Linked DNA regions of Homo sapiens: region 2 is linked to region 1. A link is a contact called in ENCODE Hi-C or POLR2A ChIA-PET data. All regions are on one chromosome and are shown on one strand. Each heading gives the region's core, a stretch centred on a gene start or an enhancer-like site at or near the end of the contact. The rest is flanking DNA. Distances are from core to core; before and after follow the strand shown. Region 1 holds the start of TMEM218 (transmembrane protein 218). Region 2 holds the start of TIRAP-AS1 (TIRAP antisense RNA 1).

Region 1 (4,593 bases), core at 610-3,109:
TATGATCATTAGAAGTGTAAGGAAGTTAACTTTTCCAATCTCAAACTTTGAACTTTTGACCACTTTCCTCCAAAATATTAAGGTCTCAGAGCCAGTTCTGACCAGCTTGTCTACACATTACTTTCCATCATTTGTCTCCATATTATTCTCCAGATACTCAGTGCTCATTCTTGCCTTGGCCTCTTTGCTCAAACTACTTTCTCCTCCTGGATTCTGTTCCACCTTTCCTGTTCCTACTCATATGCTAGGACCCAGCATTAGTTCTAGCTCTATGATAAAGACACACACATTAATTCCAGCCATAACAAAATATCCCCCAAATAATACAAGGGAAGAAGTGCTCTGGAAACTACGAAATGTTCTGCAAATATGAAGTATTATTATATTTTGGAGAAATTAATTGTACAATAGGGTTGGCCCATTGTTATATCTTGCTTTAAAGTGTTTCCTACTTGTTTCATGTGTTGTTGACCTAACATTACAAAACCACGGGCTATTAAGATGGGAGTCACATCTCATTTCTTGTATATCTTCGCAGTTCCTAACAGAACATAGCTGCAGTCAACACTCAGTTCCAGTGAAATGAATTCATCAAAATAAAGGATTTCTTAGCCACAGAGCTTCTCACTGGGCCAAGTAATGTTAAGTTGCTAAACGCACAACAAATCATTGGTTACTTTATGTGATTGTAAATGAAGCCTCGAAAGTTGAATAAATTTGAGACGTGCAGTTGATGAAATTCAAGCATCTTCTTCTTTTTGGTTCATAAAGCTGTGATTCAGGAGAATTCCTTAAATCAGAGATTCAGTGCTCTAAGATTGAATAGGTTGCTTCATGATATTTCTTAAAATTTTGTTTAAGGTCAAAGGTTCAAACGGTGCAGCTCTCCAATTTGGTATTGATTATTGTTTGTTTCCCCTTCTTGATTCAGTGGTGGAGCACGCAGCCTCTGTCCTACTTCCTTTGGTTGTCCTGATTGATGCATCTTTTGGTCTAACAGGCCATAGCCTCAAAGCAAAGTCATGGCAAGCTTTAGTTGGCAGTTAGGTAACAGCAGTCTGCCAATAGCGTGGGCCAGCTCCAGTTCCAGCAGCCTGGCGGCAGAGGGTTTACTTGATGGACCCTGGGCCTCTTCCCCAGTCTGTCCCGTGGGTAGAATGATCTTTGCCTTTGTCTGTTTCGCAAGGCTAATGGAAGAATTAAATACCAAATAAAACAAGTCGAGATAAAGATAAATGAAGCGTGCCGTTATTACAACTGGTGCTTCGTCCTCAGTTCCCTCCAGGAGGGTTGTTGGGGACACTTAATGACCGGGCCTGAGCTGACTTGTCCACCACATCTTGCGCCCCACTCGAGCTAGTGGGTTGGGGATTGAGATGTTCATCAGGCCCCGGAAAAGGCATTGATGTCTAGATGACTGTGCAGTTCTCTGGAGTTCGAGATCTGAGCTGCCTGGCCCTGCTGCTTCGCTGCCTGGATGGGCAATCTCTATGGTGACAGCGAGTGAGGCCGGAAGAAGTCTCTCTCTTCCGCCCAACAACCCGCCCTCAGGCTAGACTGACCAATGGCCCAATGAGTTACGGAGAGATGGTGTGATTGACAGTGGAGTGGCGGGGGGGCGGGGAGTGCAGCTCGGACCGCTGCTACCCAACCGAACTGAGGTCGGTCCAAAGGCTGACAGGCACCGACCAATCGGAGGGCGTAACGAAGGGTGACGAGCCAACCCACCGCGCTCGGCGTTGCCGGGAGCCGCGCTAGGCGTAAGCTAATGAGGAAGAAGTTGGCCGTTGAAAGAGCAACGCTGATTAGTGAATCTTAAATCACCTAAATGAAAGCCCACTTGTGATTCGCCCTAAGTAAACCAGAGCCCCGTGGGCTGGAACGCGCCGGAATCTGAGGTGTGAGTAGAGCCTGGGGGAGAGTGGATCCAGGTGAAGGGGGCAGAGGTGAGGAAAGCGGGGCGGCTGCGGGGAAGGGAGAAAAGTGGAGGGTCGGGCTGAGGTGGTTGGAAGAAGGCGTGGGCGGACGGCGGTGCACGGACCTCGCAGACCACCCTTACCGCTGATCTGGACCCAAGGCCCGGCTAATAAATACTTAATTGGAGGCAGAGAAGGAAGGACTGTTTTGTTTCATGCTCTTAAGAAAAGGAAGTGTCAGTGCCTGATTCAGATCTCTTATGACCGAGACCTTAATCCCTCTCTAGCTCCTGGGAGGTGGCCAGGTGCACATTCTGAAGACGAGACATGGGGGGCATTGTTTTCCTGTCGCCAGTTTGAATCTGCAACAGGGTTGGGGAGAAGCTTAGAGTTCAAGTGGGGTGTTCCCAGGCTGCAGTGCTGTGAGATCCAGAGAGCGGATAGACCGAGGCTCTGCAGCGCTTCCAACCCACAACACCGTCCAGGAGAGGGATGCAAGGAAGAGACCTAGGTTTACTGATCCTCCTTTTTCTATCAACGTGTTAAGAGCAGATGCTACATCGGTGGCATTTTGGGAGCTTGGCAACTGATTTTTTCCCCAGGCTTGCATTTTATCTAATTACAAAGGTAGAGGCGTTATTCTAATATTTTAAAATTCAAAAGATAGTGAAGTGTTTAAAGTAGAAACATAAAAGTGTGAAAGTAACCCCCCCCCCCCGTTATTTTTGAAGGTTTGGAAAACAGCTATAAAGCAAAGTGAAAAGGACTCTTCCAGAGGAGCACTTCACTCCTTGTAACCCACTGTTTTCTGTTGCTTTCAAGGGCTTGAGTCAGTGTGAAAATCGGGGGATGGGTGAGATATCTCCCTCCAGCAGCAGCACTTAGGCCACATTACCCTCTGAGGAATCCACATTTGTCTTAGATAGTAAGTCATCTTATAAGTCATCTTATAATGGCAGTTAGTATTCTCGCTCATGATGATCAACCTGGTGATGAGTACCGTATTTTTAATCCATTAGGTTACCTGTGCAGGGATCAGTCCATTTATTCCTATTTTCTCTGACAGCTGGATGAAAGGGTATGTAGAAACAACCATTAAATGAACACACACATCTAAAAGGTTTTGAACAAACTCTCTCAGAGAAAAACCTCACAGCATTGAGCACAGAAGGAAAACATTAGCCCTGTAGTTGCTTTTGTTGTCAGCTGCTGAACTGTTCAAATTTAAATTATTTTTTTTCACTCCAGTCTACCTGCTTTAAATGCCACAGATATTAAGTAAATGGACTTACCCTTGAAATCGGGTTGGCCAAGCCATCACTTCTCAAAGAAGGTTTAATGATGGCATGAACCCGTTTTTATATTTTATTGTATTGTACTCAATAACAATAATTTAGCTATTCTAATATGGGAAATTATCACAGATATTATTCTCACATTTAAATAAGATAAAAATGACTAGATGTTCTCTCTTCCTCTATAGCAGCACTCTATACTATACCCAGCCCTTCTTTTCTATGCTTAGTAAGAAAATGTATAGTTTGCTTATAAAATTATGAGCTCCATTCTTAAAAGAGCTTGGGAATATTTATCTTATTACTTTAAAGCCATACCATATATAAATCCAATGTCTCACGAACTCTTAAGCTACTAAGGGGGATTGAAGGGCAACATTTCTAATGGCGCCAGCCAGCTTCAACTACCATTTGCCCTCTATTCTAACTGTTAGAGTTGGTCCAAGTCTTCTGGGTTATTTGTGTAATATCCAGAATAGCACAAATTAAATTTAAATAGTTGTTTTCTTAAGAGCAGTACCATCAGCTCAGTCAACTAAGCTAGAAACTTGTGTCATTTCTAACACCTTCTCCCTTGACACAGCTAAGACTGGAGGTCAGACCCTCATCATCTCTTATCTGGAGAATTGCAATAGTTTCCTAACTGGTCACCCAATTCATATGCATCCTGCTGCCCATTACCTTTTTAAAAATTAAAAATTATCACGAAAAATTTAAAAACAGAAAATAGTACATTGGGTAGTATAATATCTATGTTCCACCAATCAGATTAATAAATATTAACATTTTGGCACACCAGCTCAAGTTTTTTATTTTAAAGAAATAAAACATCACAGATTTAGTTCAGATCCCTTTTATTTCCACTCCTAACCCCATTCCCTTTCCTTCCTCCCTCTGCAGAGGCAAATAGTCTTTTGAAATTGTCATGTATTGTTTATGCCCATGTTTTTATACTTTTGCTGTATATACGTTCGTCAGAAACAATATATATTACTGTTTAGATTGTATTTAATTTTAAAAATACAAGTAGTATCATACTGTGGGTTCCATTTTGCAACTTGTTTTTGTCACTCAACATTGTTTTTGAGATATATTCACATCAATACATATAGATCAATTTCATTCATTTTAAGTATTCATTATGAATATATAATATTGTATCTGTTCCCTGATTGATGGACATTTAGGTTTTTTCCTGATGTTTTGCTATTGTAAACAAAGCTGCAATAAACACCTTGTACATGTCTCTTTATGCAAGACTGTGTCTAGAACAGTGGTTCCCCAAGAAGATGTTGCTGCCCGTTTTAGGGTGTTTTGGAATTTGTGAAGATGTATTTTGTTATTCTTTGATTGGAGGCACTACTGGGGTTTACAGATCAGGA
Region 2 (4,593 bases), core at 353-2,852, 1.2 Mb before region 1:
GAACAGTCAGCATTGAAACAGAAACCAGAACCTAGGTCTCCCAAGTGACTCCTAGCTCGAAGGCTCTCATGACTAACACCTTCAACAGGTGCTGCACACTGAAGACAGCTGGGCTGAGAGAACCAGACAGAATCGCATACAAAAAAACAGAAAACAAGAAACAAAAACAAACAAACAAACAAACAAAAAACAACAAAAAACAAGGCCCAGCGCAGTCGCTCATGCCTATAATCCCAGCACTTTGGGAGGCAGAGGTGGGTGGATCACCTGAGGTCAGGAGTTCAAGACCAGCCTGGCCAACATGGTGAAACCCTGTCTCTACTAAAAATACGAAAATTAGCTGGGCATGGTGGCAGATGCCTGTAATCCCAGCTACTTGGGAGGCTGAGGCAGGAGAATCACTTGAATCCAGAAAGTGGAGGTTGCAGTGAGCCAAGATAGTGCCATTGCACTCCAGCCTGGACAAGAAGAGTGAAACTCCATCTCAAAAAAAAAAAAAAAAAAAAAAAAGGCGGGTGCGGTGGCTCACGCCTGTAATCCCAGCACTTTGGGAGGCAGAGGCAGGCGGATCACCTGAGGTCAGGAGTTCGAGACCAGCCTGGCCAACATGGTGAAACCCCCATCTCTACTAAAAATACAAAAATTAGCTGGGCATGGTGGCGGGGGCCTGTAATCCCAGCTATTGGGCAGGCTGAGGCAGGTAGAATAGCTTGAACTCGGGAGGCAGAGGTTGCAGTGAGCCGAGATCACATCACTGCACTCTAGCCTGGGTGACAGAGAGGAGAGACTCCGTCTCAAAAATAAATAAATAAATAAATAAAAATTTAAAAACCAGATACACACAGAGGCATGGAAGCCTAGGCCAAGGTTCCCTGATCCTCCCAAAGGTGAGAGTTCCTGCTAGTAGTTCTAGGGAACCCCCTTATCTGCCCTGGCTAGGCCTCCTCACTAGTTTCTGGGGAACCCCCATATCTGCTCTGGCTAGGCCTCCTCACTAGTTCCTGGAATGGTCTCCATCTCTCCTCAGCCCCTGCCAGATTGCTGAGCACGTTGGTATTGGAGCAAGCTGTGTGTATCTGTCTCGCCAGAAATATTCCGTAGTCCTGAAGATCAGGGATGGTAACTTTCGTCTCCACATCCCCAGTACCTAGTTTAGTGTCTGGCATGCATGAAAGTGCGTGCGTAGAACTGAATTAACAATTATAATATATTGTTCTCCTGTTACGGCTGAAGTCGCGTAAGGCAGAGATCACATCTCCTACAGTCTCATGTCGTTTCCACGGACAGGGATGAGCGAGACATCTAACATTGACTGGGTTCCTAGTCCCTGTATACATAAATGGATGATGAATGGCTTGGGGAATGTAACATGTGATCTTTAATCTGCAATGCACTCTCCCAGTAGATATTTCTAGTGGAGACATTAGAAAAATTAGAGCTAGATGTGTTCATTGCCTTAATTTCAAAGGCAATCTTGCCGCCTTTCACCGCCCCTCTATGCATTCTAGTGGCGCACTCCCGCCTCCCCGGAGTGATAATGATTGGTATTTTCCAGCCGAGATCCGAAAAAAAAAAATCTGCCTCCGAGGCGATGATTGGTTCACTGCTTCCCGCATCCCACCTCAGGGTTGCCTCCTGGTACCTTCCCGTGTAGGAAAATGATTTTGTCCCGCGCAGACTCCCTCAGCACCTTCTGCAGTCTGAAGCCGGAGAACGGTAAGCGGACAGGAGCACAGGTACCATTTCCAACTCCTGCCTCCTTTTCCTCTGTGCTGGCGGCGTGGGCCTCCTCCACGTCCAATTCGCGCTTCCTCTTGCCTAGTTGAGGAGCTGCGTCCGCCATGCTGCCGCGGAGGCGGTGTGCGCCTGCGCCCCCTGCGCTGGCCCCGCCCCTAGCCCGAGTCCAGCGGCCTGGCTGGGCTGCTAACTCCCGGCCTACCCTGCTCTGGCACCCGCTCCTGCGGGATGCGTGCCGCGCATGGCGGAGCCCGCTGACCTGTCCCAGGGCGCGCCTTTCAACCGAGTTACTGCCTTTGGCCCCGTTGTGGTGCCGGCCGGCCCTCAGGGAAGGGAAAAGAAGGCTGAGAGTCCCGAAAGCGGCGGGCTAGAGGTGGCTGCGCAGTGAAGAGGGACCCCCAGGCCCACGCCCCGGGGTGGGAGCCGAAGACGCCCTTGGGCCACGGTAGTGTTGGAGCCCTTGTTTGAATACTGACATTTTAATCATAGTTACACCGACGTTGACCAATTATCGGGGAAGCAACGTTTCTGACGCAAATCCGTGAGCCCATTTGATTCCTTGGTCGATTTTTTATACCGAGTATTTAAGCCATTTCCATTTTTCTCCCATTTTAATTACTTTGCAGAAATTTTCATCGTGGTCAGTTTTTTACTTTGTAGACTCAGTACTTTTCTGCTGACAAAAAAGGTAAACGAATATGGCCAGAAGAACCATCTCCACCACCCACTTATTTCCGGGCTAGAGGCATCCCCCTCCTCTCTATTTTGTTTACCTGTATTTCTGCCCTGCTACCCAGGGATATGATTTGCAGTATGATTCGTCTCCCAGGGTTTCGTTTCTCTTTTTTTTTTTTTTTTTTTTTTTTTTTGCCATATAAAATTATTACTTGTAACTTCTGCTGTTGAGGGTTTCTTTGGTGACCATTGTTTCTGGTTAGCCCGTTTTTCACTGGTGTTATTTAACAGATCTAAATTTTGTGAAGAGTTGGTACTTACGGACAGGCGCGGTGGCTCACGCCTGTAATTCCAGCACTTCGAGAGGTCGAGGTGGACGGATCACGAGGTTAAGATACCGAGACCATCCTGGCCAACATGGTGAAACCCCGTCTCTACTAAAAATACAAAAATTACCCGGGCGTGGTGGCCCGCGCCTGTAGTCCCAGCTACTCGGGAGGCTGAGGCAGGAAAATCGCTTGAACGCGGGCGGAGTATTGTAGTGAGCCGAGATCGCACCACTGCACTCCACCCTGGCGACAGAGCGAGACTACGTCTCAAAGAAAAAAAAAAAGAGTTGGTACTTACATCGCTTCAGTCAGCCACACATTTATTTTGCCAGTGATTTGAGTTTAGGTTTTCAGACAGATCTCATGGGTGTGGGACAGTTTTTGCCATTCTCAACGTTAGCAACAAGATGCAATTTACAGTCAGTTTTTGGTCAATAACAAAGTGTACCATGTGTTAGTTTGATTTTTGGATTACTTCTACCAGAAATATAGATTAGGAGTTGGATAAAAGACTACTTTAGGCCAGGCGCGGTGGCTCATGCCTGTAATCCCAGCACTTTGGGAGGCCGAGGTGGGCGGATCACGAGGTCAGGAGATCGAGACCATCCTGGCTAACGTGGTGAAACTCCGTCTCTACTAAAGATACAAAAAAATTAGCCAGGCGTGGTGGCGGGCGCCTGTAGTCCCAGCTACTTGGGAGGCTGAGGCAGGAGAATGGCGTGAACCCGGGAGGCGGAGCTTGCAGTTAGCTGAGATCGCGCCACTGCACTCCAGCCTGGGTGACAGAGCGAGACTCCATCTCAAAAAAAAAAAAAAAAAAAAAGGACTACTTTGTGTGTGTGTGTGTGTGTGTGTGTGATGCAGAAAGCATTATTAGGAGAGACTTAGGATCTGTCCCCCAGGCTGGAGTGCAATGGCGCGATCTCGGCTCACTGCAACCTCTGCCTCCAGGTTCAAGCGATTCTCCTGCCTCAACTTCCTGAGTAGCTGGTATTACAGGCGGCTGCTACCACTCCCGGCTAATTTTTTGTATTTTTAGTAGAGTCAGGGTTTCACCATGTTGGCCAGGCTGGTCTCGAACTCCTGACCTCGTGATCCGCCCGCCTGGGCCTCCCAAAGAGCTGGCATTACAGGCGTGAGCCACCGCACCCTGCCAAAGTAGCTATGTTTTAACAAAAAGAGCCCATAATTGAGAGCCATGAAGTCGGGCCCCAACACTGACTAGCTGTGCAACTTTGGAAAAGTCTCTTAACCTTTCCAGGTCTCCATTTTCCATGTGCCAGCGGCTATTAGTTCTAAGCAAGACAACGAGGCCTCTTCTTTCATAAAATGTATATTCAAATGGGGTACATGAGGTAAACAAGATAATGATTAAGAACTGTTTTTTGTTTTTTGTTTTTTGTTTTTTTTTGAGACGGAGTCTCCCTCTGTCGCCCAGGCTGGAGTGCAGTGGTGCGATCTCGGCTCACTGCAAGCTCCACCTCCCAGGTTCACGCCATTCTCCTGCCTCAGCCTCCCAAGTAGCTGGGACTACAGGGGCCTACCACCACGCCTGGCTAATTTTTTGTATTTTTAGTAGAGACGGGGTTTCACCGTGTTAGCCAGGATGGTCTCAATTTCCTGACCTCGTGATCTGCCCGCCTCAGCCTCCCAAAGTGCTGGGATTACAGGCGTGAGCCACCGTGCCCGGCCAAGTACTGTTAATAGGACAAAACTGGACAGTGTGAAAGAGCCTGGGGATAGGAGCCCCCCCCCCCCGCCCTTTTTTTTCTTTCTTTGAGACAGAGTCTCACTCTGTCACCCAGGCTGGAGTACAGTGGTGCAATCTTGGCTCACTGCAACCTTCACCTCC

Evidence for each region. A loop is a pair of places that touch in the nucleus more often than their neighbours do. ChIA-PET counts read pairs that join two places held with the same protein, here RNA polymerase II (POLR2A). Pooled maps may share reads with other maps.
Region 2: a loop to region 1 is called in a map of naive thymus-derived CD4-positive, alpha-beta T cell, with 18 times the contacts of the local background. The contact joins the promoter of TIRAP-AS1 here to the promoter of TMEM218 in region 1. A Hi-C loop is called at or near these places in 2 of 168 maps with a recorded cell type or tissue (both naive thymus-derived CD4-positive, alpha-beta T cell), 1 of 37 single-sample maps with no recorded cell type and 6 of 50 pooled maps. POLR2A ChIA-PET finds 5 or more read pairs at or near these places in 2 of 52 experiments (GM12878 and WTC11).

The regions. Positions count from the first base shown.
Region 1 is chr11:125,108,892-125,113,484 of GRCh38, reverse strand. It overlaps TMEM218 (transmembrane protein 218), which reads left to right and starts at 1,859. Exons shown (of 5, transcript NM_001258244.2): 1 at 1,859-1,946. RefSeq lists enhancers at 1,265-1,444, 807-1,719, 2,075-2,164 and a silencer at 1,535-1,604.
Region 2 is chr11:126,301,331-126,305,923 of GRCh38, reverse strand. It overlaps TIRAP-AS1 (TIRAP antisense RNA 1), which reads left to right and starts at 1,602. Exons shown (of 2, transcript NR_187388.1): 1 at 1,602-1,736. It overlaps DCPS (decapping enzyme, scavenger), which reads right to left and starts at 1,864. Exons shown (of 6, transcript NM_014026.6): 1 at 1,643-1,864. The coding sequence starts at 1,843. RefSeq lists an enhancer at 1-118 and a silencer at 1,777-1,906.